2 separate regions of the Homo sapiens genome follow, and region 1 is linked to region 2. A link is a contact called in ENCODE POLR2A ChIA-PET data. All regions are on one chromosome and are shown on one strand. Each heading gives the region's core, a stretch centred on a gene start or an enhancer-like site at or near the end of the contact. The rest is flanking DNA. Distances are from core to core; before and after follow the strand shown. Region 1 overlaps PARD3 (par-3 family cell polarity regulator). Region 2 overlaps NRP1 (neuropilin 1).

Evidence for each region. ChIA-PET counts read pairs that join two places held with the same protein, here RNA polymerase II (POLR2A).
Region 1: POLR2A ChIA-PET joins it to region 2 with 10 read pairs in PC-9. The contact joins two enhancer-like sites. POLR2A ChIA-PET finds 5 or more read pairs at or near these places in 2 of 52 experiments (PC-9 and naive thymus-derived CD4-positive, alpha-beta T cell).

Annotation. Positions count from the first base shown.
Region 1 is chr10:34,581,007-34,583,799 of GRCh38, reverse strand. All of the region lies in intron 2 of PARD3 (par-3 family cell polarity regulator), which reads left to right. Among named protein-coding and RNA genes, the nearest start is that of PARD3, 230 kb to the left of the region's middle. Within about 2 kb of position 1,384, at least 5 of the 41 ENCODE cell types and tissues checked have a DNase peak (open chromatin) inside an H3K27ac peak, as active enhancers do.
Region 2 is chr10:33,275,779-33,278,552 of GRCh38, reverse strand. The region is part of intron 2 of NRP1 (neuropilin 1); the gene reads left to right. Among named protein-coding and RNA genes, the nearest start is that of NRP1, 58 kb to the left of the region's middle. Within about 2 kb of position 1,277, at least 11 of the 41 ENCODE cell types and tissues checked have a DNase peak (open chromatin) inside an H3K27ac peak, as active enhancers do.

The DNA of each region.
Region 1 (2,793 bases), core at 135-2,634, 1.3 Mb before region 2:
GGAAAATGGTCTGTTTTCTTTTCTTACTTTAACATAAGATCAATACTAATGTCATTTATATTGTACTTTAGTGTTTACAAAGTAGATTCACATATATTCTCTTATTTCATCTGTGCAGTAACCTCTGGAAGATAAGGTTTCCTCATTCTGTTTTTTAATGTCTGTTTCTTAACTCTGTGTAAAGGCAGATTGATTGGGCCTCATTTCCTCAATTTAGAAGGCTGGACTGATTGATGGAACATTAAAGAAGGCAGAGGTAAATAAGGGATAGTGATTCTAAAAATAAAAGTGACACTTGAAGTGGTTTGACTAGCAGTCTCACTTATTTTTCCAAAGGCAAAAATTAAAAAAAAATCAAAAAGACAAAAATTAAAACCCAGAGATACTAATAAAAGCAGGGAGCACATGTATCTTTCTGATCCTAACACTTAGAGTAGCAGCTATCTTGACAGCCTATTTTTGTGAATAGAACACTTAGATGTCCATTTTTAAGGACAACTTTGTTTTTTCTTCCTGGTGTTTTGTTGTTTTACTGGCATATATCTAAATTTGATTTAAATTTCATGGCATTAAACCAAAAACTTAGATGGTTATATCGTGTCATTTGTTATATTTATTCAGTATTTGTTGGTGCATTTTGGTAAATTTTTTACTTTATTAGTTGGGGTTATATACCACCACATTTAATCCCAGGTACTCACAATAATAACAGCTTAAACATGCTAAGAGTTTGTTTCTCTCTTATGTGAAAGAAGTCAAGCAGTTGGCAGTCCAGGTCTGGTATGTATTGACAACCCCAGTGTCAGAGAACCAGACACTTGTCTCCCCGAAGTATCATTCTTAGCAGTATCACCTCATGGTTCAGGGTAGCTGCCTGAGCTTCAGCCATCAGGCTGATATTCCAGGCAGCAGAAAGGAAGAAAGAAGAAGGGCACCTGGTTTCCCTTTTAGGATGCTTTTGTGAGGTACAATTAGCATTCTTGTCTTTAACTTCTTAAAGCTCATGCGAAAACAGCTTACTGCAAGGTGAGCACATGACTGCCTAGCTTAACACAGAATTTCCTTATGAAGGAGGACTAGAACAGTGGATGTTGGTGTAGGCACTGCTTAGTCTGTGTCACATATAGCGCATAACACATCAATAGTGAGAATGCTTCAGTTCAACCAGTTCATGGCTTTGGGGGCTGTACCAATTGGTTTATAATGGTTATGATTTTGTGACCAATTATTCTTTATGTGGAGATATATATAAGAGGAACTGCTTTATTCATTTAGACCAATAAAAGCGATACCTGAAGTGATTTGTGGACAAGTGGCTACAAGAGGATATTGGTGAGCATATTTGTTCCCATGAGTCATTTTCTAACCAGTTATCCTAACACTGGGTTTCTGTACTGTCTTTAATTTTCACATTATCTCTAAAGTCTTCAGGAGGAAATATAAGCAGTGTGGTGCTAGAATAGCTTTCTATGTGAATTCTTTTCCCCCTTATTCATTACTGGAACCAGTAATTGCCTAGAGAATGATGGGCAAAATGCCAGCTCATCATTTCTTTAAGGGTCTAAGAATTGGCTTTGGAGAATGGAAGAAAATTCCAGAAACACTGTCAAGAAAGTTATTATTTATTTCAAATGTTATTTGGAACAGCAAAGGACAATATGTTTTATAGCACAACTTTTAAGATGACTGAATTGGCAATAAATTCACATGATGAAACTTCAGCAAGTCTTTATGTTTCTGCCGGGGAATTCTTTGGTTCTTGGCGTAAATTTTTAAATAGTTAATATCAGCTTCCTATTCTTAACATTCCTTTAGTTGTAGAGCTAATGTGAAAACAGCTTGCTGTGTTGTGAAGAATGCCTTTAGTTAGCCAATAAATCAACTCATGCGTGTTTCAGTTGTCAAGCATGTTAAATAGTAGTTTTTAGACACAAGAGGGATTGCCCATAATATCGTTATTGTGAGATTCTGTTTCTCATCCACCACGAATGAAATCCCTTCTTTCCCAGACTGCCTCTCACAGCCCCTCCAGCACTGTGGTTCAACTCTACACCAAGAGATGACAAGTCCTGGGTTCTCAAAGACTTGGATTTTGGTTCTAGATTTGCAGTGTAGGAGTCAGGCAAATGGATGTGTCTCTTGAGGCATTAGTATCTTCACATTTCAGACAAGGGCTTGAGTTAAAATACTGTTTCCTTTCACTTCCAAAATTCTATAACTCTGTGCAATGGTTTTTAACAAAAATCTTTGAAAAATAACCTAAATAGGCCGGGCGCGGTGGCTCACGCCTGTAATCCCAGCACTTTGGGAGGCCGAGGTGGGTAGATCACGAGGTCAGGAGTTCAAGACCAGCCTGGCCAAGATGGTGAAACCCCAGCTCTACTAAAAATACAAAAAATTAGCCGGGCGCAGTGGCAGGTGCCTGTAGTCCCAGCTACTCAGGAGGCTGAGGAAGGAGAATCATTTGAACCTGGAGGGTGGAGGTTGCAGTGAGCCGAGATCGTGCCACTGCACTCCAGCCTGGGTGACAGAGTGAAACTCCGTCTCAAAAAAAAAAAAAAAAAAGAAAAGAAAAAGAAAAATAACCAAAATAAATTTCTAGAACAAATTTCCCAAGAATCCCAAATAAATATTAATTTATATTTAAAGATGCTGTATTTAAACAGTGCAATAATTATGAGCTTTTAAAGGAATCTAAATCAAGATATGTTTAACATTGGCTACTTACGATGAGTTCAAGTACTTAAGCTAATTTTTAGCTTGATACCTGTATTTCGTTGGGGGAAAGAAAAC
Region 2 (2,774 bases), core at 28-2,527:
TTTTTATTTTTTTTTCTGCAAGAGAGGTGAGGACTTGGTGTCCCATTTACAGTCAGTGAAGTTGGTTGCAGGAGAGAGGGTTTAGCTTAAGTACATCCAGCAGCCACTGATGGATGTCACATTGCTGCTCTGGTCTCCTTAGCACCACGTTCTTCCCAGCTCTGTGGCTTGTGTCCAAGCAGTCCAGGAGATAATCCCTGAAATTTGGAACTTGTGCTTATTTTGGAGCTATGCAGACAGCAAAAACCTTGAGTCCTCCCATGTAGTAATACATGGAATCTGAGTTTGGGTGATAAGATTGGCGAAGGAGTTCAATGGTGGGGAAATGGAAAGGCTACCAAATAATCACTCTCCTACCCAAATGAATGGGATTACTAATAAGTCGTAAGTGCTTGCCCCAACAGAAAAAAAAAATCACCTTACACCCTGACAGTGTCGACAACGTATTACTTGATGCAAATATGCATAAACACATCGCAAAGTATAGAAGTAGTAATGCTATGGTTTAGAAGTTAGATTTGTGGGGTGTATTGAAAGGACTACAAGAAGTAAGAAAAACGGAGTTTTAGGAAGTGTCACAAAAAGTAAAAATAAGCCCTGGATCAAAGACATATGTCTCACAATCCTGCTTATAATACACAGAGAGCAAATTGGAAGACAGATACATAAATGAATGAATGAATGAGTGAATAAATAAATATGTGTGAAAAATATATATAGGAAAAATATTTTTAAAAAAGAAAGAATACTTTATAAACTTAAAAACAAACTTCAAAGGAAACTAGGACAATATAATAAAGCAATATTCTTTATTATTATTCTTTATTTAATATTCCATAGCATGCAATTTTATATTTTATACACATTTAGAATGACTTTCATAGAAATTTGGCATTTGACCACATACTAAGAGCTGGGAGGACAGCAGCCAGGTTGTGGCCCAGCCTCTCTATTTCTTATAGAAAGGTCTAGGGATTCTCTGGCAACGCCCTGAGGCTCAGGCCCCATAGCTCCTCGGAAGCTGGGCATTGCCACTCAGGCTGGTGGCAGCGCTGGTGGCAGCGCTGGTGGTGGTCAGGCCTTCCTTGGGGCTGCCCGTGATCAGGCCCACAGTGCTGGTGTGAGAAAGGAAACAAAATTAGAGCTACCGTGCAGCCCCCTCCAGGAGCCAACCTTGTTTCATCTCAGTCTTGCAGGCTGGGCTTTGTTTCCAGTAGTCATGAGGTCCCCGAGCAGGAGGACCAGGACAGCTCTGGCAGGAAGCCCATTCAGTGGGACTCACCAGACACCAAGACGGCTGTCTGTGTCTGTCTCTCTCTGTCACATACACTCACACATGCACTGATTATATCATAAGCATTTTTCACTGATTATATCATAAGCATTTTTCCTGTTATTTAAAAACTTTTATTGAGCAATTTTTTTTCTTTTTTTTTTTTTTAATTTTAGAGACAGGGTCTTGATCTGTTACCCAGGCTGGAGTGCAGTGGCACAATCACAGCTCACTGCAGCCTCAAACTCCTGGGCTTAAGTGATCCTCCCACCTCAGCATCCCAAGTAGCTGGGACTACAGCACAAGCCACCATACCCTGCTAATGTTTTTAAAAAAATTTTGTAGAGAGGGGGTTAGGGGTTCTTGCTTTGTGGTCCAAGCTGGTCTTGAATTATGGGACATATGTCTTTGATCCAGGGCTTATTTTGTCTTATTTCTTGTAGTCCTTTCAATAAATCTTTGTCCACACCAAGATGCTCTAAGCACACAGAAAAATCAGTGAGGTATTAGTTGATGAGATGATTGTCTAGCAACAATAACCAGTGGAAAAATGAATCACCGATAGTTAATGGCTAATCCTAAAGTAAGGACACACCCATCCCCCCACAAAAAATATGAAAGGGAGTAACAAGTGCAGATATCAGAATCAAGCTTGCCCCGAAGTAGGCAATATTAAAAGCATAAAAAGTGTCTCATTCCTGGGTCTCTTATGCTGTGCTCTCCCAGCTCAGGGCTCTTTCTAGGATATCGCCTGCTACCTGCCTTCCTGGGATCATTGTAAAGACTAAATTAGATCATACATGTGAGAACATGCTGACATGGAAATTCCTGTGCAATGTCAAGAATTCTTGCCAGCCTTTCAGAAAATGGATCAAATCCAATTCACTTTAACTTTCTGGTCCTAAAAATAAATATCACACAGAGCATCTCATTGATCCAGTGGGTGGGGGAAGAAAAAAAAAGCAAAGCCCGTCTTTGATTCACTTCCAAGATAGTGTTGTTGTTGTTGTTGTTTTATCAACAAATGGAAAATAAGGCAAACAGGTATTGATTTGTTTATTTATATATAGGTAGTTAGTGCTTTTCAAAATAACTTTTACCTGATTATAAAGGACTACTTGTCCATTGTAAAAATTTTGAAAAATACAGAAATGAATAAGGAACATAATGTCACTACCCAGAGATAACCAATTAATGGCTTGGCCTAGTTAGTTCCGTCTAGATTTTTTCTGCATATGAATAAGAGTTGAGAATACACTGTATATAGGGTTTTATATTCTGATTTTTCACTGATTATATCATAAGCATTTTTCCTGTTATTTAAGAAACTTTTGTTGAGTTTTTTTTGTTTTGTTTTGTTTTTAATTTTAGAGACAGAGTCTTGCCCTGTTGACCAGGCTGGAGTGCAGTAACACAATCACAGCTCACTGCAGTCTCAGACTCCTGGGCTCAAGTGATCCTCCCACCTCAGCCTCCCAAGTAGGTGGGACTACAGCCATGA